Regions from separate parts of the Homo sapiens genome. Here region 2 is linked to region 1. The links are chromatin loops, found by intact Hi-C in ENCODE. Cell type or tissue: heart left ventricle. All regions are shown on one strand. Links, peaks and the distances in the headings refer to the core of each region. The heading gives the core; the rest is flanking DNA. Region 1 overlaps COG5 (component of oligomeric golgi complex 5). Region 2 overlaps COG5 (component of oligomeric golgi complex 5).

Region 1 (2,821 bases), core at 25-2,524:
TTGCTAATTCATGCAAATCTATATTTTAATATATAGGGGTTTAGAATAATTTGTAAAAAATAATGTCTAATGTTCTGGGCTAAAATGTCAGTTAATCAGTATATTCATTTTAAAATATGAACTCATACAACCAACTATATTTCACATTTCAAATACAGCATTTCAACTGCAAAATCATATTCAACATAAATTATAAAAGCTAATAATTTTCAAAATTCATGTTAACTTTCACTTAATGTTATATTTGACAAGTTTTAGAATACAGTTTTATTTATGAACTTTTTTGGGAATAATATTGCAGAAACACAAATGGTAACATTATTTCTTTTGAATTAGTATGAAGTATTACTAGAGGTATATTTATTCGAGTAAGTTAAGGTCTTAGCTAACATTGAAATCCTATAAAAATGGAAAATTTTAAGTGTGCCAAATTTTCTGAACTGACAGATTAAACATCAGGTCTTTGTCACATCAGTTAGATTTATAATTAAATAAAGCAGAAATGTCAAGTTAAATGATGATTAAGAAAAATACATTTTCTCTAGAGCAAGATTCTGTTCTTTCGTAAATGTTAAACAGTGTGGTGGGGTGCATGCATCTTCTGACCTACCTGTTTGCTGTTGCCTTATGGGCCTTTTGGTTCACTATGACAGTTTTTGGCAAATTGATACATGATATCATTGACAGATTTTGACATGAATTTTTACCTGACAACAGTGAAGTAGCTGTGTTTTATTTCATGTCTTGTAGGAATTCTTTCGTTTTCTCTCCAATACTTCAACTGCATGCATTATGAGATTTAGTTGGCTGATGGATTTCTAAAGAACAGTACATAATATTTGTATTTGTTTTGCTTTAAAAAGTCACGGCCAAGAGGAATTTCCTCAGATGATAGGAATTATGTTTCCCTTTGATGGAGTACATGATAATATTTCTTTATTTTCCAGAATATGTGAAAACAAAAAAGGAAACATAACGTTTGTAGCTTCTAAAATATATTTAGACATCCTTTTGTTACCATTGTAAATCTGTTTTTAATAGCAGTGCTCACTATTTTGAAATGATTTCTTGATCACATAACTTGCTTTATATTATAAATCCAGGCCATGTCCTTTTGATAAAAACCATCTGCTGTTTAATTTTGTTTGTTTTCATTAGAAGAGGATACATAATTGGTCATAAAAGTCAGATAGAAAAATCCATTAGTCATACCAATTGATATGAATATCTGAATATTTAGTGCAGAAAACACTTCCTAAATCTTCCTTTTGTGTGCTGATAAAGTATTTTCTTTTCTTTTTGGAAATTCATGTTTCATTATGTCTTCCAGAATCAGTAACTTCCACAATTCTGGTATATGAAAGTATAAACTTCCCCTTTTAAAAATTCTTTTCAGGCTTTTACAGTTATATTGTTTTTCTTTTTGTGGTTATTTTATGTAGCATCTTCTTAGGATACAGTTGATTTTTTATATTCCATCAGTAATGTAGACCTATTCCCTGGTTTTAACTCCTTAATGTCTTAAAGTCGTGTTACAAGAACATCTTGCAGTTCGTAGTTCAGACAGCTAGGGAGATGCTCAGTCAATTGCATTCTTCATATTGTCAGTTGTAAATACTGAATTAGCTGCTATTGGCCCTTGTGAAAAGAAGAAAATTGGTTAAGAAATAGGGTTTTTAATAATTTGTAATTAATTGCAAGTTACTTTAGTTTTGTTTAAAAACTATCCAGTATTTGTTATCAAAATAACCAAACTGTTATTATTAGAGCCACAGCTATATGCATAAAATTGTTTCTTTAAATAAGTCTTTTTTCCTAATAAAGATTGTATATATTATGTTATTTAACAATAGAGTTCACATTTCAAATACAATTGTGAGAGAAAAGCTATATTTTTTAAAACTAATTTCTGCTCTCATTTTAGAAGCTAACCTGTATTTTCAGAGATGATGAACAATTAGCATACACTAAACATACTGTTATTTCTTCTTTGTAATAAATTTAACAACATTTTTTGCTCTAAAAATATTGTAACTTGCCTAATTATTAGCACATGGTTTGAATTTTAACTCATTAAAACAGATTTCATAAGATACTATAAATTTCCATTGATGAATTGTTCATGTGGTTGAAATACAAAAGGTAATAAAAATTGTAACTGCAAATTAATTTTCAGTGAACATGCCAAATAATAAACTTAACATAAAATTAAGTAATAAGTAACAGCAAAATAGTAAACCTAGTTCTTTTAAGAAACAGAAGCATTTTTGAAACACTGGAGAAAAACTGTACTGATTACATTAAGAATATTTAGTATATCTGAAGTGACTCAAAAGCTGTCTTCATAATGAATTTACAAAGAATATTTGTATTTAACAATGCATCCTAAAAAATTACATTTAAAATGTAGCATGTCTTAAAAGAAATAGATCTTAAAATACATGTCTAGCAATAAGTAGAATTAAACAAACTCTTAAAATTTAGGCTGAAATTTTTCAAAGTAATTTTTACCCCACTATGCCGGTTCAAAAGCAGCTGTATACTATAATAGGAACAAATCTTACCTCTGCTAAAGATTTGATAAATTCTTGATGTAGTTGAAGCATTTCCAGTTTGGATTGATTCATTTTGTTCACTTGTTAGTAGAGGACTGGGGGAAGAGGGTCATAAACATCTCTTCGAAAATGACCTTAATGAAAATATGTGTCTGTAGTGTGCCATTGTTTCAGCAGTACTGCTAATGTATGGAACATGTAGTGCTGCTTAGAGGCTGCTGCAGTCTCTCACTCTTCCTACTGTGGAATCAATAAGCATCTGAAAA
Region 2 (2,821 bases), core at 151-2,650, 190 kb after region 1:
TTAAAGAAGTTTGTATAAATGTCCAGTAGAAATCATTTTTTCTCTGAAGTACTTGGCCAGCTTAGCAGCAGATACAGAGAACATCTCAATAACATTTTCTTAGAACTTTGAAAGGAAGGTGAATTGGAAAAATCAGGGTGCTAATGAGAGCACCTTGAAATGATGGCTATGGAAAAAGGATGACTATAGACATGGTGGGCTGATGGAGGCTGGAAGCAAGAAGGGGTCATGTAGCATAAATTACAATAAGGTCAAAGAACAAGTTCTTTAGAGTAAAATATACCACCCTTATAGATATGCAAAGCCTAACATGACGTCCATCTGTTTTCTCTGATATTATCTTGTACTACCCTCCTGTTACTTGATCTGCACCTCTGGCCAACACAGCCAGGTATGGTCTCTCCTCAGGGCCTTTGTACTTGCTGTTCTTTCCTCATGGAAAGCAATTTCCCTGAAAATCTACACAATTAGCTCCCTCTTTTCCTTCAGGGCCCCTCAGTAAGCCTTCCTTTGCCTCATCCTATCTAAAATCGGATGGAAAAGGAAAAAAGACTTAAGCATTATTCTCTATCTTCCTTGCTTTATTTTTCTCTTAGCACTTATCATTATCATATTCCATATTTAACTTATTTTAAATTTTTATTTTTGTGTATATCTCTCCTGTTACTGTGTAAGCTTTAAGAAGACAGGGAATTTTTTTTTTTTTTTCTTGACAGAGTCTTGCTGTGTCGCCCAGGCTGGAGTGCAGTGGCATGATCTTGGCTCACTGCACCCTTTCCTCCTGGGTTCAAGCAATTCTCTCTCAGTCTCCTGAGTAGCTGGGATTACAGGCACATGCCACCATGCCACCAGGTCCGGCCGGGAATTTTTTTTTTAAAGCAAGTTCTCTACTATATTTCTGCACCTAGGAAATACTTGGCAAATATTGTAGTGACTTAATATTTGTGGAAGGAAAAGTAGAGATAGAAGGTGGGGCATGTAGACAGTTTCCTTTAAGCTTGAAGATCTTAGAGGTGGAGCAGTTCAAAGTGATGACTCAAATTTGGAAGCCCCCTAGTAAAGCCAAAAAAGGTTATTATAAATGTAGACTTTTAATATAGGACATATTTTAGAAAAGATGTTTGACATTGTAGTTACCAAGGATCTTTAACGGTAGATTTGGAGAACGGGAAAGTGTTAGTTCTTATAATTCAGTGCCAAAATTTCTGCAGAAGTGGGAAGAGGCTTCTGAGGTCAGTAGATGTCATGAGTAAAAATAGTGACATTTAAATAGATGGCTCGGACTTCAACAGAGGATTGCTTCAGACACATTTAGATACTAAGTTCTTTCATGCTTCCATCATGGTCTTGGTATCTTCATCTATTACAGAAATTATTATAATTAGCATTTTACCTGCCAATTTCTTCACAAGACTGTAAAGCACTCTTAATCTCTATCTTCCCAGCACTTTACAAAGTGCCTGGTGCGTAGTATTCTCAGTAAATATGTGTTGAGTGAAATACTTACTGAATGAGAAAACATTAAGAGATAACTATGGAATTATGATGTTGGAGCCAAGAGCATTCTGATCTCTAGGTCATATCAGTGGACCAGAAGGGTGAGAAAAAGAGAAAGCCAAGTTTCATATACATGAAGGAGCAGGTTAGATGTTTTAAAGGTTAACTTTTTAGATGAAGGAAAATTTGTTGTTTATAAAAGAAAAAAGACAATGCAAAAGCTGGTGGAAGGATTGTAAACAGGGATGATGTGAGAAGACAATTAATTATAGGAGTAAGGAAACATGAAAATAATGGTTATAGACATTTGATAGTAATTGTCGAAAGAAAAATGTAAGATCAAATAGTTTGACTGCTAAATGAAAATCAGCATGAATTATTAAAGATATGGGAAGTGCAAGCAGGAAAGAAATGTTTCTCAGGTTACATTTGATGTTGTGAAGAATATTATAAAACAAAGTAGCATAGAACTCCACTTGGGAGTATTTACGTGATTTTAGGACTTCCATAAATACTTTTTATTTTGTCTCACTCTTGTTAGTAACACAAAAATGGAAAATGTAAAAACCTAAGTCTGTACACTTCCCTCTCAGTCAGTGAGCTTTACTGGGGAGGCAGCTATGGATGGAAAGGGCCAAGCTAATGGAGCAGGTCTCTGCAGGCTGGTCTTTCTTCCATATGCTTCGATAACTCTATAGGTATGATTTACAAGTAAAGGCATAGCCCCCATTAGCATTAATAGGATTTTACTGTTATTCTTTTAGTTTAAGGAAACAGATAATACAGTAGGTATTGGTGCATATTATTGTGCATTTATAGTGGGGACTTACGTAGAGATTAAAATGTTAATATAGGCCGGGCACGGTTGCTCACACGTGTAATCCCAGCACTTTGTGAGGCCGAAGCGGGTGGATCACTGGAGTCAGGAGTTTGAGACCATCCTGGCCAACATGGCAAAACCCTGTCTCTACTAAAAATACAACAATTAGCTGGGCATGGTGGCGGGCAGCTGTAATCCCAGCTACTTGGGAGGCTGAGGCAGGAGAATCGCTTGAACCCAGGAGGTAGAGGTTGCAGTGAGCCAAGATTGCGCCGTTGCACTCCAGCCAGGACAACAGAGTGAGACTACGTCTCAAAAAAAAAAAGGTTACTATGGTCCTGAATGTTTAATTATGAAATATATTGGTAAATATGTACGTTGTGAAACAAATTATTTTCTTTTTCTTAATATAGAGTTACATTTTTATGGGAGGTGCATTTTTTAAAAAGGTATTTACAGCCTGATACAATAGCATTTAGCTCTGTGCAATTTAAGTTAGTTTTT

Evidence for each region. A loop is a pair of places that touch in the nucleus more often than their neighbours do. Peaks named below come from ENCODE experiments on the same cell type or tissue, not always from the same donor. Only the 100,000 strongest peaks of a DNase experiment are listed, where the experiment ranks them.
Region 2: it touches region 1 in a loop (3-fold over the local background); 6 of 110 quality-filtered maps call a loop at or near these places.

Annotation. Positions count from the first base shown.
Region 1 is chr7:107,470,189-107,473,009 of GRCh38, reverse strand. All of the region lies in intron 6 of COG5 (component of oligomeric golgi complex 5), which reads left to right. It overlaps GPR22 (G protein-coupled receptor 22), which reads right to left. Exons shown (of 3, transcript NM_005295.3): 1 at 2,565-2,821; 2 at 708-1,638. Among named protein-coding and RNA genes, the nearest start is that of GPR22, 1.5 kb to the right of the region's middle. In heart left ventricle, for the core only: a CTCF peak has its summit at 1,552; no DNase peak of the experiment used is centred there; H3K4me3 peaks cover 2,500 bases; H3K27ac peaks cover 2,500 bases.
Region 2 is chr7:107,283,753-107,286,573 of GRCh38, reverse strand. All of the region lies in intron 12 of COG5 (component of oligomeric golgi complex 5), which reads left to right. Among named protein-coding and RNA genes, the nearest start is that of HBP1, 120 kb to the right of the region's middle. In heart left ventricle, for the core only: no CTCF peak of the experiment used is centred there; no DNase peak of the experiment used is centred there; H3K27ac peaks cover 1,983 bases.